Regions from separate parts of the Homo sapiens genome. Here all the other regions are linked to region 1. A link is a loop called in an ENCODE intact Hi-C map of the cell type or tissue named here. Cell type or tissue: Caco-2. All regions are shown on one strand. Region 1 holds the start of LINC02709 (long intergenic non-protein coding RNA 2709). Region 2 overlaps SBF2 (SET binding factor 2). Region 3 overlaps CAND1.11 (a long non-coding RNA gene). Region 4 overlaps SBF2 (SET binding factor 2). Region 5 overlaps SBF2 (SET binding factor 2). Region 6 overlaps SBF2 (SET binding factor 2). Region 7 overlaps SBF2 (SET binding factor 2).

The links. Peaks named below come from ENCODE experiments on the same cell type or tissue, not always from the same donor. Only the 100,000 strongest peaks of a DNase experiment are listed, where the experiment ranks them.
Region 2: a loop joins it to region 1, with 2.1 times the contacts of the local background. A loop is called at or near these places in 9 of 110 quality-filtered maps.
Region 3: a loop joins it to region 1, with 9 times the contacts of the local background. A loop is called at or near these places in 76 of 110 quality-filtered maps.
Region 4: a loop joins it to region 1, with 10 times the contacts of the local background. A loop is called at or near these places in 29 of 110 quality-filtered maps.
Region 5: it touches region 1 in a loop (15-fold over the local background); 94 of 110 quality-filtered maps call a loop at or near these places.
Region 6: it touches region 1 in a loop (2.6-fold over the local background); 2 of 110 quality-filtered maps call a loop at or near these places.
Region 7: it touches region 1 in a loop (7-fold over the local background); 6 of 110 quality-filtered maps call a loop at or near these places.

The regions. Positions count from the first base shown.
Region 1 is chr11:9,755,892-9,759,891 of GRCh38, reverse strand. It overlaps LINC02709 (long intergenic non-protein coding RNA 2709), which reads left to right and starts at 359. Exons shown (of 3, transcript NR_033972.1): 1 at 359-463; 2 at 2,049-2,125; 3 at 2,994-4,000. It overlaps SBF2-AS1 (SBF2 antisense RNA 1), which reads right to left and starts at 1,599. Exons shown (of 3, transcript NR_036485.1): 1 at 1,389-1,599. RefSeq lists silencers at 1,150-1,269, 1,390-1,789 and an enhancer at 3,261-3,320. In Caco-2, CTCF peaks have their summits at 1,368 and 1,638 (motif pointing left); DNase peaks (open chromatin) are centred at 71, 941, 1,351, 1,711 and 1 weaker place; H3K4me3 peaks cover 2,024 bases.
Region 2 is chr11:9,822,700-9,826,699 of GRCh38, reverse strand. All of the region lies in intron 28 of SBF2 (SET binding factor 2), which reads left to right. Among named protein-coding and RNA genes, the nearest start is that of LINC02709, 65 kb to the right of the region's middle. In Caco-2, no CTCF peak of the experiment used is centred here; no DNase peak of the experiment used is centred here.
Region 3 is chr11:10,321,054-10,325,053 of GRCh38, reverse strand. All of the region lies in intron 1 of CAND1.11 (a long non-coding RNA gene), which reads right to left. Among named protein-coding and RNA genes, the nearest start is that of CAND1.11, 15 kb to the right of the region's middle. In Caco-2, CTCF peaks have their summits at 1,623 and 1,823 (motif pointing right); a DNase peak (open chromatin) is centred at 1,973.
Region 4 is chr11:9,857,927-9,861,926 of GRCh38, reverse strand. It overlaps SBF2 (SET binding factor 2), which reads left to right. Exons shown (of 40, transcript NM_030962.4): 18 at 3,531-3,701. The region is part of intron 1 of LOC101928008 (a long non-coding RNA gene); the gene reads right to left. Among named protein-coding and RNA genes, the nearest start is that of LINC02709, 100 kb to the right of the region's middle. In Caco-2, no CTCF peak of the experiment used is centred here; no DNase peak of the experiment used is centred here.
Region 5 is chr11:9,970,594-9,974,593 of GRCh38, reverse strand. The region is part of intron 13 of SBF2 (SET binding factor 2); the gene reads left to right. Among named protein-coding and RNA genes, the nearest start is that of LINC02709, 210 kb to the right of the region's middle. In Caco-2, a CTCF peak has its summit at 1,508 (motif pointing right); no DNase peak of the experiment used is centred here.
Region 6 is chr11:10,180,332-10,184,331 of GRCh38, reverse strand. All of the region lies in intron 2 of SBF2 (SET binding factor 2), which reads left to right. Among named protein-coding and RNA genes, the nearest start is that of SBF2, 110 kb to the left of the region's middle. In Caco-2, a CTCF peak has its summit at 2,382 (motif pointing left); a DNase peak (open chromatin) is centred at 1,691.
Region 7 is chr11:9,904,641-9,908,640 of GRCh38, reverse strand. The region is part of intron 16 of SBF2 (SET binding factor 2); the gene reads left to right. All of the region lies in intron 1 of LOC101928008 (a long non-coding RNA gene), which reads right to left. Among named protein-coding and RNA genes, the nearest start is that of LINC02709, 150 kb to the right of the region's middle. RefSeq lists an enhancer at 2,049-2,633. In Caco-2, no CTCF peak of the experiment used is centred here; DNase peaks (open chromatin) are centred at 1,960 and 2,430.

The sequences.
Region 1 (4,000 bases):
AGGAGGTAGCTATGACTCAGTGGCACGCGGCATCTGTGGGTATCTGTGTGGATATGTGTCTGAGTGCAGGCATGAGCATAGGCGCTTGCTCCCCAGGGGGTGGGGGAAGTGGTTGTGACTCAGCTGCACATGGTGACTGGGAGCCTACAGGCCAGCTGTGACTTTATGGCTTTGCTTATTTGCCAAGCCAAACAGTTAGTGTTGGGCGTAAATATTCTATCAGAGTGTGCATGGAATAAGTCCTGAGCTAGGGACCTCCAGCAGGCAGGAGAGACTCAGTAGTCTTGGCCCAGCAGCATCTGTCCCCCGCCTGCCCCCTCCACCGTAGGTATACAGGTCCTACCCTCCCTCCCTCGCCCTCTCCACTCCTGCCTCCTGGAGACTCAGCGAGCTCGTCCCTCATTGACTCTACATCACCCCTCACCCACCGGTCCCAGGTGCACACACGAGACCAGGCCCAGAGGTACAGGGCTGTGGCCTTCGAGCTGCCAGCCCAATCCATTTTTCTACCATACCAAAAACCCCTTCTTTTTCAGCCCTCATGACCGCGTCTTCCTCCAACATCCCAGCCCCGGTCGTAGGCTCGGCAAGCCCGCTCCAGGGCCCACTTCCCATCTCGGCGGCCGCAGACCCGCTGCCTCCCCATCGGCGCGGCCCCATCTTCACCTCTGAGCTCCTTGCCCCTCTCTCCCTGGCTGTCTCTGTCCTTATCTGTCCCAAGTCTATCTTTGTCTCTTCTCGAGCCGGGCTGTCTGCAGCAGAGGCTTCACCAGAGTGGAGGTGCTGACAGAGTGCGGGGTGTGGGGAGGACAATCTGTGTCCCTTCTTGAGCCTTATCGGGAAAACTTAAGTCACTGCTCAGGGCTCAGACTGGAATTTCGCCCTAGATGACCTTGCTGGGTCTGCTGGGGCCTCCGCAGGGACAGCCAGGGTCAAACGAGTCAGGAAACAGGCCCCTGCTTGTGGGCCGCCTGCCCGCCCTCATCCCAACCAGGCCGCCTGCAGCGCCCTCGGCGGGAGACGCCGGGGAGGGGAGAGAAGGGAGGAGACGGGAGGGGCGGCCCCGTCTTGGGCACTCGCAGGGACTGGCGGGAGGCCGTGTGGGGCTGGAATCGTGACCACGGATGCCGCAAGGCCACAGGGCCCTCCTCGGGGTCCCGGCCGGAAATCCTCAGGGGCCCGAGGAGGAGCCGGGGCGGCCACCCGACCACCTCCCCGCGGGCCGCAGGCAGGCGGCGCGCCGTACCCGCCGAGAACGCGGGAAGAGGCCATCGCGTCTGGACACCTGGGCTTCGTCCCAGAGCCGTCACTGCTGTGTCCCCTTGGGCAACTGCCTAGCTCCCTGAGCCTCACTTTTCACACCTGGAACATAGGAAAATTGCGCCCACCTTCTGGGTCGTGGCAGATAAAATGAGTTCACGTCAGGGCTGGCTCTCAGGAGGCGCTCAGTGCTCGTGGCTTTCCTCCCCGGTGGACAGAACCCCGGGGCAGCTCCCCGCGCCCTGACGCCCAGAGCGGAGCGGCCCGGAGCGGAGCGACCACCGCACACTGGACCCGACCCTAGTCGGCCCCGCGCGCCCGGGTCGGGGCTGGAACCTGCGGGCGTGGCGCACGCCTGCCACCTGGCGGCGAAGCCCCCAGGCCGCCCGTCCCGCCCACGGCTGCGCGCGTGCGCAGGCCTGCACCACCCAGTCGCCCCCACCACGCCGCGCCCCGCCTCCCTCGCCCAGGGACTTCCTAGGCCACGCCACGCCGCTCCACCAGCTCAGGGAACCCCCTTGGCCGTGCAGACCTGCGCCACAGGGTCGTTTCCTCCCCTCCTTCCCTCGAAAGCGTATGCATTTCGTTGCCCCTGGAACTGGGGTCATTTCAGGACCTCCCAAGGAGGGTCAGGATGGTGGTATTGGCCTTAGGGGACGCGGGCTCAGGTTGGCGGTTGAACCGCATGTTCCTGTTTCAAACAAACCTAAATGTAGGCCTGGAAGGCTGTGCACTGAAATCCTAGTATTAGGTTGGTGCAAAATTAATTGCGATTTTTGCCATTGTAGGTTGTCTGCAGAGTGAGATTATGGCGAAGCATTTTATTCTTTTTACAAACCTGCTTTTTCTCAGTTTTCCACATTGGGTATGTATTGGTGATAAGGAAAAAAAAACTACAAAAGATATTTTTTGAAAAAAAAAAATCACATGGAGAGAGAGAAAAGGGGACGAATTGGCCTATCAAGGGGGTTTCCGGAAGTTAACTTTCTAGTATCTCTGTTTGCATGTAGACTCCCAGGGTGCCCTGGGAGAAATGGAGAAATGAAGCCCAGGACATGAGGCATTGGGATGGATGGTCCATCTTTCACATGTGCTGGGATTAACTTCCTTTAAGAAAAAAGGAAGGCAAAAGGGTTCCCAGCCTTAGGGTTGGGTGGGGTAGAGGCTCCAAATAAACCAGAAACTCTTGAGTAGAGGTGGTCAGTCATTGCTGTCTGGTTCAAGCGCTGATTGGACCCAAGGGGACCAGATCCAGGATATATTTGAGAACAAGGAATTTATTTCAGAAAGGGGCCACTCAACAGTCAGCATTTACTAAGAACCTGCTTGGTACAGGGTGCTGGAACTACCACAACGAGGCTGCCCCTTCCCTTAAGGAGTTCTGGGCTGACTTTTGGGAAAGTTCATCAGCGGTGACGGGTAGTGAGTGAGGCAGATCAGCAGGAACATTACAAGCCGCAGGAACCGTCAGCTGCTGATAGAGGCCCTGGGAGGTAGAGTGGAGAACAGCTCTGGCCACCACAGCTAATGGCCACCAAGGGAGCGACAGGACCCTTGAGGGGAGAGCAGAGGCTGGAGGTCCTTGGGGTCTACTGGGAGGTGGCAGTCACAGGCCCTTGGGTCCTCTCCACAGCCTTGCTGGAACCTTCCAAAGAGCAGGTGTGACTGGGGAAGTGTGTTGCTGGGCTGTCACCCTCACCTGGGACCTCCTCTGTGCACTCATCCATTCACAGATTTGCCAGCTACCTGCCTTTGCAGGACACCTCAGAAGTTACAGACTTGCCTGTGGAAATGCAGAGAGCACCTGAGGTATTTCCCGGACTCTCCAGTAGTAGCCTTGAATGGCTGACCAACCGCAGTCACCTGCCAGATCTTCTCAGAACCGGCCAGCCCACCAGCGACAGGCCCATTAAGTGGCCTGGCCCAGCCCAGATGGAAAACCCCCTCCACGTGACTTTCTAAAGAACATGCATGAAGACAAAACACCAGGTGCCTCAGGTGTGACACCCTGAGGACACATCACCTGTACAGTATCCTAACCCACCCAAGATGACACAGTAAGGTAAAACCACAGTAGAGCCCAGGCCTGTTTGACTCTGAAGTCCAGGCTCCTTTCCAACTTAGTGCCCTAAAGGCCTGATTGGGGTGGGGGTAGGCAGGAAGATTCAAGCACTGATTGTTTGTAGCCCAGGCTGGGAGGGCAACAGCTCTAGAAAAAAAGTCACTCACTGCTTTAACCATCTTCCAGCTAACTGCAGTGAGGTGTACAGGGCCATGGGGCTCTGGGATGAACTCTTCCACCTCTACACCTTGTAAACAAGGATTCCAGACACACCCTCCAAATGGGAATGGAGACACACGTTTGGCAGAGTTGGACAGTAACGCTGCTCTCCTATCAGCCTGGACTTTGAGGGGAGTGGAAAACATGAGTGTGGAGGTGCAGCAGTCCTGGTATCCCCTGAAACCAGCCTGTGGGGGGAACAGTCTTCCCAGGGGAGCTGCTCAGGATCGTCCTGGTCCCATGCATCAGGAAGAAAAGGGAACCTGAGAGCAGAGGGAAAATGCAGAAAGTGGGGCAGGGAGACTGCTCCCTGAAACCCCCATGGGCTGCTGGTCCAAGCAGAAAGTGTTGTCGGAGGGGGGAGAGGCAGGGTGAAATGGGACAGGAAACGAGGACTTCCGATGAGGAGGAGGAGGGGGCAGTGGGCTGCGGGTCTTGGGGACTGAACAGAATGGGGTT
Region 2 (4,000 bases), 67 kb before region 1:
AGTAAGTAATCTTGTTTCTGCTTGAACATCATCAGTAATGGGAAACTCATTTCTTCCCCAAAATAATCCCTTACATTTGTGAGCAACTCTATGTGTTGCTTTCTCATATTGACCACCACTTTTACATATTGGCCCTAGCTCTATCCTCTGAGGTTAGAAAGTAAGTGTACTCTCCCACACGTAAAACCCTTCAGGAAAAACTCTTGTCAGGCTTGCTTTCTACAAAATTCACTTTTTACAAAATTCACTTTTTTCCCTTTTGAAAACCATACACATCTTGGTCCTTTGGATACTTTCTTTTCCTGCCTTTAGTTAACTCTGAATATCCCCAGTTGAAATGGTTGTAGTCCACTCACCATCCTTATCACTCTGAACACTCCACAGAATTGAACCCAGCACTCTAGGTGTTCTCACAGCCTAAAACTGCATTAGCTATGGGCAGCCCCATCACTAGGTTAACCCATGTGGAGATTAATATCATTTGAAATCCCTGTCTGCTTCACATGTGCTATTGTTCTTAAAAATACACTGGCCTTGATGGTTGCTTTTTGGACCCACTAGCAGTGTTACAACTAGGAAATTTCATGTTTTGGGGTGTGGACTGGTATTTTAGACCTTTGGACCCTGATTCTGTCTACCAGTGCATTTGCTGTTTTCAAGCCTTTTGTCATCCATACATTTGATCATTGTTCTCATGTGATTCTTCGTTTAAAAAAATGTTGAACAAGCCAGAGCTAAGGACAAAGACCTACAGCAAAATAATATAAACCCCTCTGAAGAAAAAGATCAGTCTGTTCATCTATACTGGTTATGAGTCTTCCCACTAAAACTCACCAGGCCCATATTTCTAAATCTCTGTCAATCGTTTTAATCCACTATTTGCCAGTCTTTCAAACAATTCACTGCATCACCAAGGGTTTTATGGTTATTTTGCTGTGACTTATTATACGAATCAGTGCTTTTTTTTAAAAGTAACTATGAATAGTCCATTGATACTCCATTCCTAGAATTTGGTTCAGAATCAACATAAAGATTCTACTTTACAAAATTCACTTTTTTCCCTTTTGAAAACCGTACACATCTCCTAGTGGTCATACTGGTTTTTTGGATACTTTCTTTTCCTGCCTCGTCAGAACTTTCTGTAATTGCAGGATTTCCTAAGAGCTTTCAACCTCCTTGAGTCATCTTTCCAATGAGTGTGTCAGGCCTTGAAGTCGTTGTATTGGTTTCCTAGGGCTACCGTAACAAAGTGCCACAAATTGGGTGGCTTAAACAACTATTGTCTCACAGTTCTGGAAGCTGGAAGTCCAAGATCAGGGTGTCAGGGAGTTGGTTCCTTCTGAGGGCTGTGAGGAGGAATCTGTTCCATGCCTTTCTCCTAGCTTCTGGAGGTTTGCTGGCCATCTTTGGCATTGCTTGGCTTCTGGAAGCATTACCTAAATCTCTGCCCTCATCTTCACATGGCATTCTCCCTCTGTGTCTGGCTCCAAATTTCTCCTTTTATAAGTACACCAGTCATATTGAATTAGGGGCCCATTCTACTCCAGTATGACCTCATCTTAACTAATGATATATATTCTGAGGCACTGGGGGTTGGGATTTAATATAAATTTTGGGAGGGGGACACATTTCAACCCATTACAGCCATATATATCATTTTTCTGAATTTTTAGAGTACTATTATTTTAAAGTTTAAGATACACGCTTCGTTCTTCTCATCATTTCTTTCTCAGTGAATTTGAACTAAAAGATGGTACAGTGATTTTTTTCCTAAGGTTCCTAGTATTTCAGTTGCTAAGCACTCTTGTCAGAATTTGGTTCGAGATTGCATTTCCCCTTACTGCTTTATTTACCATATGAAAGTTTACATTGTCAGCAAGGAAAGTCAGTAATTTTTCCACTCAACTTTTAGACAGTGCAACTTTCAGCAGATGTCTAGTTAATTGAAACCCTCCCACCCCACAACCTGATCTTGTATTTTGCCATTGTACACGTCACCATGTTATCCATTCCAACATTTGGCCAGGTGGCCTATAATATAAATTGTAGCTGCACAGTTGTCTCCTCCTATTATGTTGGTACTCAAGGTTCATAGATTTTCAACAATCTTTTTCTTTTTTTCTTTTTTTTTTTTTTTTGAGATGGAGTCTCGCTCTGTCACCAGGCTGGAGTGCAGTGGAGCGATCTTGATCTTGGCTCACTGCAACCTCAGACTCCCTGGTTCAAGCAATTCTCCTGCCTCAGCCTCCCGAGTAGCTGGGATTACAGGCACGTGCCACCGTGCCCAGCTAATTTTTGTATTTTTAGTAGAGATGGGGTTTCACCACGTTGGCCAGGATGATCTCGATCTCCTGACCTCGTGATTCACCCACCTCAGCCTCCCAAATTGCTGGGATTACAGGTGTGAGCCACTGCACCCGGCCTTAACAATCTTTTTCAACTACACTATCTTCTTTTTTAACACTGGCCTCCAACTCTTGGCTTCTTTTATACAAGGGAATTCCCAGTAGTGGTTATATTCTTATGACTCCATTCTTTGCTAATCCTAAAGGCACCCAGAAGGCTGTATTTACCTTTTCAGATTAAAATCTCCTATTTAACTTATGACCACTATGTGCATATCTGAGGCTATAAATATTATTTCTGACACCCTTCTCAAATACTTTCTGCTGAAAATTACTGTGAATTTGGCTTGTTTCCTTATGACAGTTTTTTACTCCTAACCAGGTGCTTGTCATTATGGTATCTTAAGCTAAAATCCAGAAACGCAAATCTCATTCTTTTACTCCATCTCTTAACTCTTCACTCCTAAAGCCTCCAAAACCTTGTGAAGTCCCAGTGATAAACTGGACAAAGAGATACTGCTGTTTCCTGACACCTTCAACATTCTCTGTGATCTCTAGAGCTGCTTTCTGTGTTTCTTCTGATAGTGTCATTCCTTCTCAAAGTAGGACGAATGAACTGAGGCAAGCAAGTTAAGGGTCTCAAAAGATTCTCTGTTATGTGAACATACCAGGCAGACACACATTTAGACTGGCCAGGGCAAGACTAGGTATAAACATGCCCATGCCTTGCAAGTAATTCATTTCCTTGTACCGACTCACAGTACAGAGTCTCTTCATTCTTCCAGAGTTAGATACCACTGTGAGAGGAGCCTCCTATCATTTAATTCTTCTTCTTCTTTTTTTTTTTTTTTACCCTAACCCCTAGTTCTTCTTCCTAGCCTTTTTCTTTTTGCTCCCCTATTTTCACAATTTTTTTCATTCTTTTCATTGTCGTACAGTCTTAGTTCCAAGTTTTCTTATGTTATTTCCACTGTGTGTCTCTCCTGGTCTGATGAGCCAGGGTTAAAATTGACCTTCACCTCTTTTTCAGTCAGGGTGATCACTTTGCATTCAGCATGCATGTTGGTGAGTTCCTAATACAAGGGCTGCATCCTTTTTTACCTAAGAATCATTTTAAAAGCAAGAAGTGAATAGATCACATTGTTTTTCATTTAAAATTAAAGTAGCATTTAAGCCCAATGGGGAAACACATATACTTACAACTTGGATAAATTTCTTTGTTGAGTAGAAAAATGCCTTGAGAAAATTAGTACTGCCTCTCAAATACCAAAATATAATAGCTGGGTATATTTGAGAAGTAGCCACTTGGAGGCAGCTTTTTAATTTTTCATCCTTTACATTTTAAGTTTTTCTCCATGTATTATTTTATTCTTGAAATAACCTCCAGGATATGTATTTAAAGAGGCCCAGGGAGATTAAGTGACTTGGCCAAGGCTGCATAGCAAATATTAGTATAACTGGGACTAGAATTAGTTCAGTGTTGCATCGTATCAGTGCAGATATATTTACTGAATACATCTAGTGTCTCATGCACTGGGCCAGGTATAAGATCACAGTGATCAATAAGGCCCCACATGTGACCTAAGCATCTCTTTTCCCTCTCCCCTTTCGTCAGAACAGAGTAGAGGAAATAACACCAGTGCTTAGGAAACACT
Region 3 (4,000 bases), 570 kb before region 1:
TACTCAAATGAAGCACAAAGGTAAACACCAACCTCATTATTCTCCTGAGAAGTTGCTTATTTTCCTGGGGTGGGGAACCTGGGGGCAGGCAGAACCTTCAAGGCCTGAGAACTATCAAGAGACTCTTTAGGAGGCGAGGAGAAGCTGAAACCACTATCCCAACCCAGTTCTCCTGAGTTTTCCTTCCTGCTTCGGGTTTCCCACTTCATTTCCCATTGCCGTGGCATCATGTCAGCCCCTACCTGTGAGGAGATACTGACATTTCTTTAGTGTTATACAAACTCCTTCCCTGAACTCTTCTTCACATAGCTGAGATAGGCTGGAACTTTTCCAAAGCCTTTACAAAATACTGAGGGAGAACAACGGGGACATAAACAAGAAAATACATGAAGCATAAACATGGTCAAGCTTGTGCAATATGTTAACAATCATAATATTTAGGGAATGAGACACAGAAGGGAGAAATGTTGTACATAATAACCTTGTTTGATAATTTTTAGGAACTGTATATACTTTATAAGTAATACACATTTATTTTGACATATACAGTATTAATTTTGGTCCTACCATAGCATTCTAGCTCCCATGGTTCACTCCACTTACAGACTTTCCACCTGATTAACTCTGAGACTCTTCCTTCTGTTCCTTTCTATCCCCGTCCCTCCCCAACAGGTCTCACGAACCTTCTGGGAAGAACAACGGGTGATAAGTTTGACCATTCAGTCAATAAATGTGCCAGCTATAATGCCAGACACAGTGATAAGCCATCAGTTACCTTCAATGCTTATCGATACCACTCAAATGCCTTTTCTCTTTGATAGGAGAAAAGACCAAGGGTCATTTCCTTAACACTTCTTTCTGTGTCCATCTAAAAAGTCACTTAGAATTATATGAAAACACACTTAATAGACTCAGTAATCTCTGCCAAGAAAAAGATCTTGGTTGAAAGAATTCTCAGCTACAACAATGACTGCAATCAAAAAGAACTCATTTACATACAAATGGATCTTCCCAAAGAAGGCAAAAAGGAAAATCCCACTTTCTGATTTGGAGCAGCAACAAGCCACTAATATAGTCAAGGCAAGGCAGCCTCTGTCCTCTGGATGCCTCCAATAAGATGACTAAGGGCTTTATCAAGCCCATCTAAGCTTATGACTATATTAATGCTCCAGTGCTCTTTATTTGAGCTCCGAGGAGCCACTGTTTTCCTCATCCCTCTCATCATCTAACCTGAGCTCAAGTATTCTCACCTGGGTGTGATTCAAATGGAGCTAGCCTTTACTTTCCTGGACACTCGTCTTCCTTAATCTGCCTCAGTTTCCTCAAGGAAGACAAAGATAAAACATCTGGAGACACCACAAATGAACCTCATCACAAATGAACCTCAAGCTGAGAAGAGCACTTCTGAGAGGCACTTCCAATACCACCCACTGACACCCAGCAGAGAATAGTCTGTGCTTGGGGAATTTACCTACTGCTACAGTTTTCAGACATCATTGGCCCATAAAGAAAAGACACTTAAACCTATAAGCCTCCTGGGTTTTGCTCTGGAGCCTCACTGGTCAGAGCCTTGCGTGAACTCCCTTGGAAAGTTGTCTGGGATCAAGGAGTCTGCCCTTGAGTCTCAGCAAGGGATGAGGGAGGCAGGACTTAATGGACTGAAAGAGAGAAGCCACCCATGTGGTCCAACAGTTCATCCTAGGAAATGACAGTCCAGTTGGTACACAACTACATAAACTTATATTCCAAAATCCCCCAAATTCACCACCAAGGCACTTGGCTAAGATAACCAATATACAATCAACCTAGAACCGTTTCAAGAATTTATTCCTAAAGAAACAGCAGGTGGCAGCAGAGTTTTACATTTTTTTTTTTTTTTTTTGCCCTTTGGACTGGAATGAAAACAAAGTGTCACGGAATAATCTCCTCATCTCTGAGTCAGCCAATTGGCCCAGAAACGGGCATATTGCCGTCTTGTAACGTGAAGAGTATAGCATCTTCTCAGAGTGGGCTCTGTGCACTTTGACAAGAGAATACAACATCACCCGCCACCCCCAGGCCAGAGACCTGCCTGGTTCTGTAGGCCAAGTAGGAAAATGACTGCCCCAGAATGACCAGATCACAGAGGCTGTGGCCCTGAGTTTCATATTCATTTTCCCAGTATCAAGGTGTTGCTCATTTACAATGTGGAGGCCCTCAAAGAAAACTGAGTATGATTAAGTGGAAGAATGCCTAGGAATTGAGTATACACCTCACAGCATTTTCACCATCTATTATGATATAATCCATGGCAGAAATGTAGGGGCAAAAAAAAGTGGAAAAGGGGAGTTAATAAAATCTGGTTTCTGGTGTACTTAGAGATTTAGAGATCTCTGAAAGCTGCATCACCACCCCACAGCTGCTGCAGCTTGGGCTCAGGAGCAGGCAGTGCCAAGACCACTGTCTGCTTTGGCCTCAAATACCTTCCTTGACTTAGTATTGTGCTTGGCTCCCAACTTCCAAGTTGTAGCTGGAAAGTTTCCATTGTCACAGTGTAGCACCAGAGTTGGAACCCAAGTTTTTGCTGAATTGTTTTGCAGAGCAAATCCAGTTTTGCCTTTAAGAAGTGACTGGTCAGCCGGGAGCAGTGGCTCACGCCTGTAATCCCAGCACTTTGGGAGGCCGAGGCAGGCAGATCACGAGGTAAGGAGATCAAGACCATCCTGGCTAACATGGTGAAACCCTGTCTCTACTAAAAATACAAAAAATTAGCTGGGCGTGGTGGCAGGCGCCTGTAGTCCCAGCTACTCAGGAGGCTGAGGCAGGAGAATGGCGTGAACCCGGGAGGCGGAGCTTGCAGTGAGCCGAGATTGCGCCACTGCACTCCAGCCTGGGTGACAGAGCGAGATTCCGTCTCAAAAAAAAAAAAGAAGTGACTGGTCAGTTTGTTCCATCCCAAAATGGTGATTCAGAACTCTCTCAGACACACCTTAGACTGAGATACTTTTTTTTTTTTCCCCTTAGATTAGAGAAGGAGGATTTCCTTATGTTGCCCAGGCTGGTCTTGAACCCTTGACCTCAAGCAAGGCTCCTGCCTCAGCCTACCAAAATGCTGGGATTACAGGCCTGAGCTGCCTCACCCAGGCTGAGATGTTTAATTTCCATCCAAGAGGAAACTTTCTTATCATTTAAAGTAGAAATGGAAGGATGGAAGAAGGTGGGGGTAGGGCTGGAGGAATTTTAATTGTTATTATTTTTTTTAAGTATGAAACTTGTTCAGGAAAAAGATAAAGTTAAGGACCTTGTCTCCAGGATCCCAAACAGATTTTGCAAACATATATTTGTGGGTTTTCTTTTTGGAAGTAGAGTTGACAGAAAAGTGAGTAGCTTTAACTCTGTAGCAACACAACTCCTGGTGACCAAAGAGAACATTCCTGAAGATCCAGTGGAGGTAGAAGACGTTCATTTATTTACATGACATGCAGCCTCAGCCCCAAACATGTTTTTTGTTTTCTTTTTCTGCAGAAAATATGATTTTGTTCTGACAACTTAAGGACACACTTCACAGCTCTCAGCCCAGAAAGGGTCATTTAAGATTATCTAATAAGGAAAACATTGTATAATTCCTTTGAATGTAATAAACAATATCTTTTGGAGCAACCTGCAGCAAATGTTCCAAATTTCACATCAACATTTAATTCCCCCTCTGTGCGTATGTTCTACACTCCCCAAAAAATGATGTTAAAACATTTAATGCAGTGAATTGACAGCACCAGGAAAATATTTGGGCTGTCTGGAGTTGCCATTATTGGCTTTAATTATGACCTACTGGCTCTTGGGTCCTAAAGCAGCCAGAAAATGAGATATGTGTGCCAAAATATTCATTAGAATTCCCTTCTCAGTCATTGTATAGAAAGAACAAGTTTCCTTCTGGCTCCCATCTTCAGTATTTTAAGTGGAATTATTAATATGCCAGATTTTTTAAAGGATCAGTCAGTAAACAAGATTATGTGCATACCTT
Region 4 (4,000 bases), 100 kb before region 1:
TCCTTGGAACATATATAGTCCCACTTTTGCTCAAACTATTTAGATTAGTTTTTGCATATTCAACTTTTAGTTTGTGCATAAACATGAAGATACAGGTTGAGTATATCTAATTCAAAAATTTGGGCCACACTTGGTGGCCTAATCCTATCCCAGCACTTTGGAAGGCCGAGGTGGGGGGATTGCTTGAGGCCAGGAGTTCAAGACCAGCCTGGGCAACATAGTGAAAACCTGTTTCAAGAAACATTTTTTTTTTTTTTTTTTTTGAGATGGAGTCTCACTCTGTTGCCTAGGCTGGAGTACAGTGGCGCGATCTCAGCTCACTGCAACCTCCACCTCCCAGATTCAAGCAACTCTCCTGCCTCAGTCTCCCAAGTAGCTGGGATTACAGGTGCCTGCCACCACACCCAGCTAATTTTTGTATTTTTAGTAGAGACGGGGTTTCACCATATTGGCCAGGCTGGTCTTGAATTCCCAACCTTCAGTGATCTGCCTGTCTCAGCCTCCCAAAGTGCTTGGATTACAGGCGTGAGCCACTGTGCCTGGCCTCAAAAAACATTTTTTAAAATTAGCCAGGCATGGCAGTACATGCATGTAGTCCTAGCTACTCAGGAGGTTAAGGCGGGAGAATCCCTTAAGCCCAGGAGTTCTAGGCTGCAATGATCTATGATTGTCATCAGCCTGGGTGACAGAGTGAGACCCTGTCTCCAAAAAGAAGAAAGAAAATTCAAAATGCTCCAAAATTCTAAACTTGTAGTGGGCTGGCATGATACTCAGAAGAAATGTTCATTGGAGCATTTCAGATGTCAGATTTTCAGATTTAGAATGCTCAACCAGTAAATATGATGCAGATATTCCAAAATCAGAAACACTTCTGGTCCCAAGTATTTCAGATAAGGGACATTCAACCTGTAATGTCAACTCAAATGTGCCAAGGAAAGCAAATATACACCATCAGTGTGAAAAATACTGAAGAAAGGTGGGGCTTCATTACACCCTCAGATTCCTGTACATCTCTGTTAAGTTTTAATAAAAGATGTTTAATTAATAACTTTTTTGGCATGCTGATTATCCTAAAAGTACTTTGTGAGAATCTGATAAGGATTTGTTAAAAGCTCAGTTTTTTGGAGTTTATCTATATGAATATAATTTCAAGACTTCAACATTTTTAGAGTTGCCATTGATTATGTTATGCTGCATTTGTAAGAAATGGTACTGCCCTGAGTATACTCATGGTAAAGGCAGTTGAGAATTACAGTTTTATCTCATTTGAATTTAGTGCCTTTAAAATCTCTTTCAGGCTGGTCATGGGGGCTCACATCTATAATCCTAGCACTTTGGGAGGCCAAGGCAGGTGGATCACTCGAGCCCAGGAGTTCAAGACCAGCCTGGGAAATATGATGAAACCCCATCTCTACAAAAACCCCATCTCATCTCACTGCAACCTCCACCTCCCAGGTTCAAATTTTTCTACAAAAAAAAGCTACAAAAATTGCTGGGTGTGGTGGAGCACACCTGTAGTCCCAGCTACTACAGCTACTAGGGAGGCTGAGGTGGGAGGATCTTTTGAGCCTGGGAGGTTGAGGCTGCAGTAAGCCATGATCATGCCACTGCACTCCAGCCTGGGTAACAAAGCCAGACCTTGTCTCAAAAAAAAAAAAAAAAAAACTGTTTCAAAATAGGCTTGTGTACTGCTACTGAAACAATTGTTGGTCCTTACAGTAAAGGACTAAAAAATGAAGGAGGAAAAAGTGTGTAATCCATGTCCCAAGTGTCTTCATGCAGAGTATAGAAGGAGCTTGTGATTCAGTGTGTGTGGCTTCTGCTTACGCACTCACAAAACCACACACATTTTGTTCATGATTTCCCATAGGTAGACAGTAACTGTTTCTTAAATGAGCAGATAGGCATAATGAAATCCAACAATGATCCCTGTGCACCCTCAAAGAACTCCTGATTTTTGCTTCATAGCCACAACTTACAGCCACTTAATAGGGAGAATTGAGGTTATAGCCAGTTACCTCAGCAGCAGTAACACAGTCCTATCTTGAAAGGGTCTTACAGATGGCATGTAGTACACAGAGACTCTTTAAGGCAAAATCACAACCACCCAGCTTCTAACTACACAGGTACTACATTTCGTGGTATGCAGTTCTAGACCAAAAAGGAGATTAGCATGTATTGAGCGTGTAATTTTTACCAGATGTCTTATATATCTGGTATACGTCCCTAAGAAATGAACCAACTTTTGTTGTGTAACAGTTATATAACCTTAGTAATCATCTTCAGTGTCCAGCATTTCAGGAGAAGACACTCAGCTTATTAAATTGCTTCGAAAGAAAACTTATCAGAAACTTTAGTTCTACTCACAGAAAACAGATGAACTCAATTCCAAAGAATAAAATGGGCCAAAAAATGTTTATTGAAAATGGTACCTACTCTTTCTTGGAAAATTATGAATTTTTAAAAATTTGAAACATCCTTAGCTTTTAGAGGTGGCAGAAATAGTTTTGGAAAGTTGACTCAAGTCACTAACTGAAATTTGGCAATGTAAATTATCATTAAAATTTAAAATGCAATGTTATACAAGTTTTTTTCAGAGGTTCCAAGGTAGAATATTACTTTGGGAAACAAAATCATAAAGTGAGGGGAAAACAGAAGTGCTAATTGGCAGTTAATTTGGCATTTCATTTATTTTGATTTACTTTCAGTTCTTTTGAAAGACAATTTGGTGTTATAAAAAGAGCAGGGGTTTTGGAACTAAACAAACTTAAATATATATGAAGTGCCTTCTAAATGCCTGCAGAGTTCATTTTCCTTCCCTCTGTTGTTAATCACCTCTTAAGTTTACTCTTACGCTGAAACCCAGCAGGAAGTCCCTGAAAGGAAGGAGGTTTGGTTTGTGTTTATCTTTCCCTGCACAAATTTGGTTACCAGAAAATGCCCTTGAAGCCCAGGGCAGTCTTCTAGAGAGTATGTGAGCCAGGCAACAGCTTTGGCGGGGAGGTAATGGGCTGGAATGAGCAGTAGGAAAAGTGCAGTTCTCCTGAGTCCCTAATTCATGCTATATCCTCATTCTGTGTGTAAGGCCAAGCTGTAGGTTCACTCATATTTCAGTTGCTGTCTCTTTAAAAAGAGTACCCTAAAGCCATAGAAGAAATGTTAAATTATCTGGAGTTTTATGTTTACATCGTGATGGATTTTATTATATGCCCTAATTGTAATAATATTCACTAAACCTACAGTGCCTCCTTTTCCTGTATTTTCTAATTGATATAATAACAGCTTTGATTTTTAGCTGTTACTAAAATACCCATTTTGATAAAGTGACTGAGACTCTCAAGGATCCAACAGCAAGCCCACAGTTGCCAGTTAAAAAGGAGTAAGTTGCTGATTGCTAAGCCTGTACTACCATACGATATTCTTTAGAGAAATCCTTTGATCTCATCTATGATTAACTGTGGCCCCTGTGACCTTATGAACTGTTATAATTCTGCCAGCCCCATGATGATGTATTTTGTGTGTTCTCACAGAAACTTGCCCCTGGAGTCAGCCAGTTTGCTTACACGTGTGTACAAGACCACCCCATTTGGACAAATCAGCAATTTTGGGAGACAACCTTTTACAATGCAGTGCAGGAACAGGTTCGCTCCCTTTATCTCTCAGCCAAGGAAGACAATCATGCCCCGCATCTGAAGCAAAAGGTAAGAGAGAAGAAAAGAACTCTAATTGTGTGGGATTAGGATTCTGGCTTTAAGGAAAGCAGATGTTCCCAGGGCAAAAAAAACTCTAGCTACTTCCTGCCAGTGTATTTGGGTTTTATTTAGGGAGCCCTGTGATATCTTTCCTCTGTTGATTTCAGACATTATGTTTTTCCATAATAACTTCTTAATACAGTTCTTCAGCACTAGGATTGTTTTAATATACTTTAATAAATAAGAATTTCCTGGAAATGACTATAGGAAGTTGAATAGAAAGAACAAACCTAAAATAACAGGCATAC
Region 5 (4,000 bases), 210 kb before region 1:
GATTCTAATTTGTATTTCAGCAGGTGAGTGAGAGTATAGGACTGTTAGCTGGTCACTGTATGTTGCCTTCGTACTTGTGACAAGAGTACTTGTCTTAGAATAGGAAATCTCTATCTGGAGTCATGAATTAGAGCAGTGGTTCTCAACAGGAGCAACCCTCCCACCCTACTTCATGAAATTGGTCTGGAGACATTTTTGGTGGTCACAGTTGGAGGGACTGTGCTACTGTCATCTAGTGGATAAAGGCCAAAGATACTTCTAAACATCTTACAATACACAAGACACCTACTCTTTATCGCAAATAATTATCAAGCCCAAATGTCAATTAGTGCATAGGTTGAGAAACCCTGAATTAGGGCAACCAGCATATCAAATATTAAAGTCATCTACTTGTATTAAGGATAAGACATTCAGTTGAATGTCTCAGTCATCTCACAAGGATGTGATCCTTGAAAGTCCTATGAAGTTGGAAAATTGAGGATGAGTCATTCCATCAATGTCATGTACACTACCAGGCAACTCTAAAGAGTCCAGTTACGTTTTGACAATGTTTAACAATTTACTCCAGTGACAGTATTGCCATCAACTGTATTAGAAAAAAAATTTGTGTCACTTGCTATCCCACATAGCTCTAAGTATAATTTGTGCACGTTAAATAATTTCAAATACTTGAATTAATCTGGGAAACTTGATAAGCTCTAACAATATCATATTGATTTGTCTTTCAGTGCTGAGACCAATACATAGGAAAAATTTTCTTTTTCCCAAGGTGGCTGTTGCCTACTTTGAATTTCCATTGGGGTTTGGGGCTTTTGTTGTGCCTTGCTTTGCTTTTATTTGAAATTAGTTTCAAGCCTTGTATTCTGTAACCCCTAGGCATATTCTCACTTAGCCTACCAAAGCTGGGGGTAGCTGGGCGTGCTGCAGGGGGGAGGGGTGCTGCAGACCAGATGATGTGTGTATATGTCACTTTTTCATGTCTGAGAAAAATCATTCTACCTCGAATTACTAAAGTATACTCTTAAAGCAGGATTATAGAGACCATTCCTTGAAAATCATTATCCAAATTCAAAATGTAAAAGACAGTGCATTCTGCCAAACTCTTTTCAGTAGTTTATTTTGGTTACTTTGGAAAAAAATGTTGCCAGGTTCACTGTAAGTGTTTAGTTGTCTAGCCCTTGTTTATTACTTTATATTTGCATTTCTCTGGAATCAAAGATGAAAATTTGGCTGCTGCTTTGTACTGTCGGAAAATAACGGATTTCCTTATTTCAACAAGGAGATTCAACACAAAATTTGGCTGTAGCTTTTAATGAGCTTGGTGACGTTCAAGGGACCAGTCCAAACACATCTTGTGTTACAAGTAAAAGCAGATGTTTTTAAGTATATGCAGAATACAGTGAGCCCTACCCTAAACTTCCTCTCATTGCTATTGTCTTCTCAAAAGTCATTTCGCGACCAAGTTAGGTTCAAGGTAGCAAATGTGGTCCTTTACATTTATCATGCTGCCCGTTAGAGGGCAGCAGTATACAGACTCAGGAGCCAGAAAACCAAATATTACTGTATTCTGGGGCATAAGTCTTTTTCGAATCTTCTAAACACAGCTAAATATATCATAATTTAACAAAATCCCTAATCTGCATTTTGGTGTAGAATATCTATATAACTACAGATATTCAACTTTGAACTTTGTTTTAACATGATCTTTTTTACAAGCTTGTAAATTAATGCTTGTAATTCTAAATTGTGTATGGATTTGGTTTACAATATTTCTAATTGCTTCTGGGAAGACTCTATTTAAAACTTATTGGAGGGCTGGGCGTGGTGGCTTACGCCTGTAATCCCAGCGCTTTGGGAGGCTGAGGCTGGTGGATCACGAGGTCAGAAGTTTGAGACCAGCCTGAACAACATAGTGAAACCCCGTCTCTACTAAAAATACAAAAGAATTAGCCAGGCGTGGTGGTGCACACCTGTAATCCCAGCTACTTGGGAGGCTGAGGCAGAAGAATCACTTGAACCCGGGAGGCAGAGGTTGCAGCGAGCAGAGATCGCGCCACTGCACCCCAGCCTGGACAACAAAGTGAAACTCTGTCTCAAAAACAAACAAACAAACAAAAAACATATTGGATACTACTACTATAATTACTAAAATGTAAGTAGTTGGTAATGTGTTGGAAATCTTGGGAGAAAGAGATGGCTTTAGTTATAGAAGCATGGTACCATGCCATAGAATATGCAGAGAATAAGAGAATACATATTTTTTAAATGAATGTAGCCAAAATTTTTGGAAAACAGCCTTTAGATTCATTCTGGGGTGGTGTGTGTGTGTGTGTTTGTGTGTTCTAACAGCTTTACTGTAACAGCTCGTTCAATACTCATAAGAACCTTATGAAGTAGGTACTATATTATTATCTTCCTTACAGATGTGAAAACTACAACACATGGGGTAAGTGAATTGACACTGCACCAGGTCACACTACTAGTAAGTGGCCAAGCTAGAGTTTGAAACGAGGCGTTCTGAAATCAGAGATCATGAACTAAAAATACTTTGTTATACTACCTCTCATTGAATTGTCTAACCTTTCCCCCTGAATTGTCATGCCACCTATCTCTATCATATTTTCTCACATAGTCCTGTTTTGGGGCTCTCTATTCTATTCCATTCATCCTTTTAACCCTTCACTAATAACAGTTGTTGTACTGTATTAATTATTAAAGGTTTATGTAAGTTTTGATATCTGGAAATCTTAACTCTCCCACTTAACTCTTCTTCAGAATTTCCTTGACTATTTTTGGTCTTTGTATGTCCCTATGAAGTTTAGGATGAACTTACCAAATTATAGGACCAACTCTTTAGAGATTTTGACTAGAAGTGATATGTGCATCCTTCTTTTTCTTTTTCTTTTTCCTTTCTTGAGACAAGGTCTCACTCTGTCACCCAGGCTGGAGTGTGGTGGTGCAATCACAGCTCACCACAGCCTCCATCTCCCAGGCTTAAACTATCCTCCTCCCTCAGTCCCCTGAGTAGCTGGGACCATGGGCAGGCACCACCATGCCTGGCTAATTTTTTATTTTTTTGTAGAAATGGGGTCTCACTATGTTGCCCAGACTGGTCTTGAACTCCTGGACTAAAGTGATCTGCCCACTCCGAACTCCCAAAGTGCTGAGATTACATAAGCATAAGACACTGTGCCTGGCCAATGCATCCTGCTTTTTCTAAACCACCCCAAGTCATTTTTGGAAAAAGACAGAAGACAGATAATATAACAATAGAGAAAAATATATATATATAACTAGAAAAAATACTGGTGTTACTAAGATTATTTCTACTTTTATTTTTCCAAGTTTTAAATTTTATTATAAATATTTACTTCATGGGAAATATATTTAGAGTTTTAATTTTTATTATAAAGAAAATATAGATAGAAACCAAAGTAATGAATATACTTTAAATAATTCAGACCTCAAGATCCATATGAATTACCTGGCCAGCCTGAAAAAAAAGATACCTACCCAATATGTTTTAGAGAATTGATATTTATTATTTTTGGGAAGACAGTATATGAGTAAGAGTCATGCCTAAAGAACAGAGAAGAACAAAAACACTACTTTTTGAAAAGGGCAGTTTTAGACACTACAGGCCAGTGACATTGGTGTTAAGTCCAGACAGAATTGTAAAACACTTTTTCAACATTTGGTTTAGAAAGAGTGATTACTAAGAGTTGGACTAAGGATTTACTTACTTATTTTTCCCTGTCTTTGCTAGATATGGGGGGAAATACAGAGCATGTATGAGAGCTGCTTTGGCAAGAACAGATTTTAAATCTGATTTCACCTTCTGAGGAGCCTTATATAAGATAAGCTTAATTATATAACTTAGGCAAAGTTGTTTTCCCTGCATCACATAATAAGGACTAGAGCAAGAACTGGAACCCATGTGTTTTGACACTTACGGCAGTGGGAGGAAGCAGTGTGTTTCTATTATATTGCTGAGGCATAC
Region 6 (4,000 bases), 420 kb before region 1:
TATACTACCTGGTTTCAAGACATCCCATAAGGCTCAATAATCAAGACAGTATGGTATTAGCTTAAGGAATAGACATGTAGATCCATGGTACAGTCTAGAAGCAAACTCACATATATATCATGAATTTATTTCTTTTTTCTGAAATGTTCCACTTTATTGAAAGAAAAGCATGTGTTATCTTTTTTGTTTTTTCCTTTTATTTTTAGTTGATATGTAATAATTCTACATGTTTATGGGAAACAGGGTGATATTTCAGTACATGTATGCAATGTATAATGGTGGAATCAAATTAGTGTATCCATCACCTCAAATACCTATCATTTCTCTGTGTTGTGAACGTTCAGAATCTTCTAAGTTTTTGAAAATATACACTAAATTATTGTTAACCATATTCACCTTAACGGTGCTACAGAACACGAGAACTTATATTTCCCATTTAGCTATGACTCTGTGTCTGTTAACCAATCTCTTCCTTTCCTTCCCTCCCCACATCCTTCCCAGCCTCTAATAACCACAATTCTACTCTCTGCTTCTATGAGCTCAAATTTTTGTTTTTTGTGTTTTTAGCTTCTACATATGGATGAGAACACACAGTAGTTATCATTCTGTGCCTGACTTCATAAATTGGTTTTTGGACCGAGTTGCTAATGTAATTCAGTTGTGGAAGTGATAAGCCCAAATGGTGCTAGAACAACTGGATATCCATTTAGGAAAAAAATGAGCCTTGACCCTTAAACCATACACAAAAAGTAACTTGAAATGGATCATAGTCTAAATGTAAAAGCTAACACTATAAAGTTTTTAAAAGAAAACTTAGGATTTTGAGACCTTTAGTTAAGCCAAGATTTTTTAGAGAGAATGTCAAAACCGTGACTGATTAAAGTTTCTCTGGATTTCCTGAAAAACCTTGAAAAATAGTATATAACCATGCAGAAAAGGTGGATAATACAATAGCAATAAGCCCCATTTTTTTTAGAAGTTTCCCTTGGATCTACAGAATCTTTGGATGCTACTTGGGCCTTCTAGTTTTTACTATTTACCATTGGAAAGGAGGAGGACGCTGGAAGAAATGAGAGGATGTGGGACGCTTTAAGCAGCGCTTTCACCTAGAAAGGGAGAGCAAAGTTTACTCAGGTGTTATTTTTGCCAGATGCCAGGTTTTCTTCTTCAAGCCAGAATTTTGGGTATATTAGAAAATGTGGGGTGATGATCACCCTGGGCAACATGGTGAAACCCTGTCTCCACAAAGCATAGAAAAACTGGCCAGGCACAGTGGCTCACGCCTGTAATCCCAGCACTTTGGGAGGCCGAGGCGGGCGGATCACAAAGTCAAGAGATCAAGACCATCCTGGCCAACATGGTGAAACCCTGTCTCTACTAAAAATACAAAAATTAGCTGGGCGTGGTGGCGCGTGCTATAGTCCCAGCTACTCGGGAGGCTGAGGCGGGAGAATCACTTGAACCCAGGACACGGAGGTTGCAGTGAGACGAGACATCGCCACTGCACTCCAGCCTGGCGACAGAGCAAGACTCCGTCTCAAAAAAAAAAATTAAAAAACAACAAACAAACAATAACAACAACAACAACAACAACAAAAAGACATAGAAAAATTAGCTGGACATGGTGGTGCTTGCCTGTAGTTCCACATACTTGGGAGGCTGAGGTGGGAGGGTCGCTTGAGCCCAGGAGGCAGAGATTGCAGTGAGCCGAGATTGCACCACTGCATTCCAGCCTGGGTGACAGAGTAAGACCCTGTCTTAAAATAAACAGACAAAAAAAAAGTCAGGTGATTTTGACAATAAGACTTCTTTCTTGAAGTTTTGATTGCTGTAAATGGTAGCCAACTTGAGATATTAAAATCATTATGTGAAAGACTTTGTGATATGCAAGAAAGAATACTGAACTCTAGGATTTTATGTATCTGTATGTTTATATTTATGTATATATAGAGAGGTGTATATTTAAATACATAATTTGCTTATAAAGGACAACAGCAATTTGAGAGAACACCATCTCTCTAGGTCATTCCTGTAGGTCATCTCTCTAGGTCTACTTTCAAAGGTACGTAAGGAATGAATTTTTATATTACCTACCCCCCCATTTTGATCTCATAAAGCTTTTTGTCGAATTATACATCTATACATCCATACATCCTAATTACTGTACGAAATATGTTTACATCTTTTTGCTTGACTTTGAATAATTCTTTGAGAGTTTCCAGTTACGGATATTACCATGTATGGTCATCTCCTTGTAACTTAGCTTAATTTAAAGTACCTTTAAGCTAGCCAGAATAACTTGCAAATCTGTTGATTTAATAAGATGAAGTATTTGGTGGCCTCTAGTGGTACTTATGTGTCTATAAAAAGTCACCAATGTACAAAATTTTAGGGTGAGAGTTACTAAGGTGACAAAGTAAACACATATGTGTATTTATTGAAGAAAAGTTTTTTAGTCTTTGAGAACTAAAAGCTCATTAATCAAATATAAATTTATCAATGATATGGCTGTATCTACTTTTATAGCAAATTATTATCACCACTAAACTTTCCTCACTTTCAAGAAATGCCTTGGAATTATACTCATATCTCTTAATTGGGAGAATTTTTATGTAACTTGTATTTAACATTCAGAAATAGTTTACTATTGCATTGAATTGAGATGTGTCCAGGAAGGAGGATGGTGGGAATATTTCTGACCTCTTTTGAAATGTAATGAAAGCTAAAAAGGGAGTCACAATTTCATAGATTAATTATAAAGATAAAAGTCCTTAGTAAAATGTACTTTTTTAAACAGTTAATTCTGGCTAACTCTTAAAGATACTTTAAGTCTGGCCAAAAATTATCTAGAATCTGAACTGCATGTAGAAATTTAGAAAAATCACTTCAAAAATTGGGAAAATTTGTATAAAGTTAAGATTTAGAAAACCAAAGAGAAAAGTGACAGTTTTAGGTAAGTTATATTTATTTCTTAAATGCTAAAATTCATTCATTAAAAAAATTAGAAATTGAAATCTCAGATTTCATAGCTTGCTCAGTGTTATGTAGCTACTTAGTAATTGCTGAGATGATAATAAAACCCTGGTCTTTTGATTCTCTGCTAAAGCTTTTCTAAAACTATTCTGCTAGTAGTATTATATGAGAAAGCTGATTTTTAAAAAAGTTTTCTTTATTTCTGATACTTAAAAAATTAATAGACTAAGCCCTAGATTCCAATTAGGATGGTTTAAGTGGCGTTAGAAAGACACTTAGAGAAAAAGCATTTTAACATTAAAATCAGAAGAGTGTAATGACATGAGTACTCGGTGCTTAGAGAGTTGGCAGCTTTTATTTTTTCCAAAGATAGACCATATTTACCAGAAAAACCTCTAATATCTGTGAAATTAGGAATAGCTTTGATTATGACAGCCACAGTGTTCTAATGAAAAAGTTAGATTTTACTATTGGATTCAAAACCAAGTGAAAGATTTCAATAAAGCTAAGGAATGCATCAGAGTCTCTTAACAGCAGCAGAATTGATCAAGTGGAAGAAAGAATTTGTGAGCTTGAAGACAGGCAGAACACCAAAGAAAAAAGAATGAAGCATACCTACAAGATCTAGAAAATAGCCCCAATGGGGCAAATCTAAGAGTTATTGGCCTTAAAGAGGAGGTAGAGAGAGATAGGGGTAGAAAGTTTACTCAAAGTGATAATAACAGAAAATTACCCCAAACTAGAGAAAGATATTAATATTGAAGTACAAGAAGGTTATAGAACAGCTAGCAGATTTAATCCAAAGAAGAATATATCAAGACATGTAATATCAAACTCCCAAAGGTCAAGGATAAAGAAAGGATCTTGAAAGCAACCAGAGAAAAGAAAGAAATAACATACAATAGAGCTCTAGTATGTCTGACAGCAGATTATTTCATGGAAACTTGACAGGCCAGAGAGAGTGGCCTGATATACTTAAAGTGCTGAAGGAAAGAGGCTTTTATCCTAGCATAGTATATCTAGCAAA
Region 7 (4,000 bases), 150 kb before region 1:
GACTTTTTTTTTTTGAGACGGAGTCTCGCTCTGTCGCCTAGGCTGGAGTGCAGTAGCGTGATCTCGGCTCACTGCAAGCTCCGCCTCCCGGGTTCACGCCATTCTCCTGCCTCAGCCTCCTGAGTAGCTGGGACTACAGGCGCCCGCCACCACGCCTGGCTAATTTTTTTTGCATTTTTAGTAGAGACGGGGTTTCACCGTGTTAGCCAGGATGGTCTCGATCTCCTGACCTCGTGATCTACCCGCCTCGGCCTCCCAAAGTGCTGGGATTACAGGCGTGAGCCACCGCACCAAGCCCCCCATCTGCCTTCTCTATTCACAATTTCCAGTACTCCTGTTAGGTATATTTTAGAAGCTTTAACTTCATCCTCTATATTTTGTAATGTTTTTAAATTCCTAAATATAGAGATAAAATGAACACATAAGAAAAAAATTTTCTTCAAGCCCTTCCATTGCATTTTAATTGTAACAATTATGTTTTTAATTGCTTTTTCATAGATGTATAGTTTCAAACTCTCTTGAGGATATTATTTATAATTCACTAGAAGGTTTCTTTTTCATGAATTATGTTTCCACAGACTCCATTTTTATATTCAGTTCAGTATCTTACTTGAGAGGCAAGAGAACGTTGAGGTTTCAAGCACAAATACTGGAGTAAGACTATCCAGGTTCAAATTCTGGCTCTGCCATTTGTGGCTATATAATCGCAAGCAAATAATTTAACCTCTGAGAGGCTCAGTTTCATTATCAACAAAAAGGACATAATTACAGTACCTATCTAATCGAGATGTTGTGAAGATTAAATGAAATAATATCTGTAAATTCATACTTCAAATATGTGTGATACTTAGTAAACACTTAATAAGTGCTAACTAATTATTACCATATGCCAGGTGCAGTGTTCTAGTTTCCAGGCATATAAAGTTAAAAGTGACTTGGTCCATTCACTCAAATAACTTAAAATAAAGCTTGATATTATTTGTCAAGCCTAGCATTCACCTTCTATTGCAATGGGAGTCATTGTGCATATAAATAACAGTGGTATTCAAAACTGTGGTACATCCTTTATGGTTTTGTAGGTTTATTTAATGTTAAAATATAACTTGAAGCTGAAACTGTAATAAAAAAATCCTTTTGCCTATTTTTTGCTTAACATTGTACTTGGAAAGAAGGGAGAAATATGGGGGCATGCATATGAAAATACCAAGGAGAAAGCATGTAAATGACAAACCAAAGCATGGATGGGCTTCCTCAACCGTATTAGATATGGTAGGAGTAAGTATGATGTGGAATAGAAGGTGATAAATAAAATAGGTTGACTAAAGCAGCAGCTTGTGGCAGGGGCCCATATGGTCGGGTGGGTAGAGAGGTGGATCCGTACCGAGAAGGGCTAATAAGCCTGGCAGAAGAGTTTGGTCATTATTCTATAATGGTCAGAAAATAGCTGAATTTTTGAATAGGAGAGTAATGTGATACAGAGAGGAATTTGTGTTTTTAATTTTTGTCCTTATGTAGAAGATGCAAATGTTTTCAGTGTTTTGGGCAATTCAAAAAAACTTTTTTCTGAGCTGTGTCTAATCTAAACTCTAAAGGAAAGTCAGTTCTGTAACACATTGTTCCTTTCAATCTAGTTTTTTCTTTAATGTTTAAATATAACATTTTTTAGAGATTCCAGAGTTTTATCAAACTGGAATGTTGGCAACAACAGTTCAAAGGTATCTAGGTTAAAAGTACGAAGTAATTGAGGATAATGGGAAATTAAGATTGCAGGGCTCACTCTTCAATTGTAGCAGGAAAATTAAAGGTAAATTACAAAGCAAAGTTCAGAATAAAACATGTATCAGTATTCAAGACCTTGCAAGTTTATAAAATGTCTGGTATGTTTATTACTACAATGCTATTATTTGGCCAAAGCACAGGGGACTTCAGATTGTGTATTTATGGACTGATTCCCCAACAGATAACCACACAATTCTGGAATGCGGTTGCTGTGTCAATAGTTGTAGACTTATTGTTGTAAATTTTTTCCCTCTTTCAACCTAATTAACTTAGAATGTCTCTAACGTGATTTGCAAAGAATTTTTTATTTATATTTTGCAATCAGCATTTGAGCAGCACACAGGTTTGAGACATGCACTACAATGAGTAAACATTTTGTAAGATAATAAATAGTGCCCACTAGTCTAAATGTTTTATGATTGCCTGTTCCCTGCTAATTGGTCATGGATTGAAATTCCCCATTGTTTAATTTTTTTAATTTGTGGAAAATTATTATAAATGAGTGTGTAGGGCTTCATATCACAGCTGTTGTCATTTAAAGTTTGGACAGTGTCATTACAAATGAAGCCCTGCTGTGAAATCAAAGTCAAAAGGCATCTTGGCATCCCAACCATTTCCTTGGGAGAAGATTACAGCTCAAGTCTGTTGAACTTTATTGCCTTGGGCCTCATGACAGTCTTCAGAAACATGCAAGGCATTTCTGTTAAAGAAATTCAGATGTGCTAGGACACAGATGACATTCTTGTGCATAGCAGTGTCCTAAGGGGGTGAGGAATAAGTCAGGAAGAAAAAGATGATTCATACTTTTTGCTGCATTCTGGGATTATTATATATAATCCATAGAGAGGATGGAGACCTTGCAGAGATACCACATAGGAAAAAGGTGCGGTGTTTTCCTACATGGCCTGACTGTATTTTAAAATAAAAACCTAAACACGACTCCAAGGTAATGACTGCCTTCAAAGTAATATTTTAGTTGATTTTAATATTCTCTTTGAAGGAAGTTCTCATTGACTCATATTTCTTTTCTCCCTCTCCTTTCTCACACACATTCATTTCCAGAGGTTTGACTGAGGGAGAGCTGCTACTGAGTTTTAACAGTCACTCTTTTTATATGTAAAACTCATGTTCTTGAATTTAAAACAAAAGATTACTTGTTCTGACTTAAAAATCTATCTAACCAGTAACTGGGCTCCAACAAAGGTCCCCACAGAGACATCATAAAAGAACATCATTGTCCTCTAATTTAAGGATGTATCTTATTCAGCCATGAATTTATCTCATCCCTTTAAAATGTGTTCTTATTTGTCATCCCTATTTCCTCCTGGGATAAAGAGATTCCTGAGTTCATTAGCTACAGCATGCCTGGCACATAGTAGATACTCAATAAATATTTGTTGAGTAAATGAAAATCGTTATTCAAAGGAAAATCCTGATTACGCTCAATGTTAATTCTGGAAATCCAAGACCTAGTAAGATCATTTGTTCTACTGTTCTTTCAGCTTTGTATGACATTCAAAAAGGCATATCACTCATTCAACAACTTGCCATAAATATTGATAACTGCTTCTTAATAAAAATGCCATTAAATTGCTTATAATCTAGTGAAGAGACATACAAGTAAATAGATAATCACAATAGAGTGTGATATGCTAAGCATTTCCTAGCCTCAGTGATAATAACATTTATTGAGTACTTTCTATGTACCAGGTACAATTTTAAGTATTTTACATGCATTAATGATTTCTAACTTAATTGCATTGTGAGCTGACAACTCTGTCTATATGATTCAAAACATTTTGAAATTTACTGATAGTTTTTTGTTTTGTTTTGTTCTTGAGACAGGGTCTTGCTTTGTCACCCAGGCTGGAAGGCCACGTGATACAATCATGGCTCACTGTAGCCTCCACCTGCTCGGCTCAAGTGATTCTCCCATCTCTGCTTCCCAAGTATCTGGGAGTACAGGCACATGACACCACACCCAACTAATTTTTAATAATTTGTAGAGATGAGCTCTTACTATCACTCAGGCTGGTCTTGAACTCCTGAGCTCAAGCAATCCTCTCACCTCGGCCTCCCAAAGTTCTGTGATTATAGGTGTGAGCCACCATACCCAGCCCTGATACTTATTTTATGGACCAGTATGAGGTCAATTTTTTTAAATCCATGTGAACAGTTCTGGGTACAGTGTTAGAAAGTGCAGTGTCCATTAGAGCAAGCA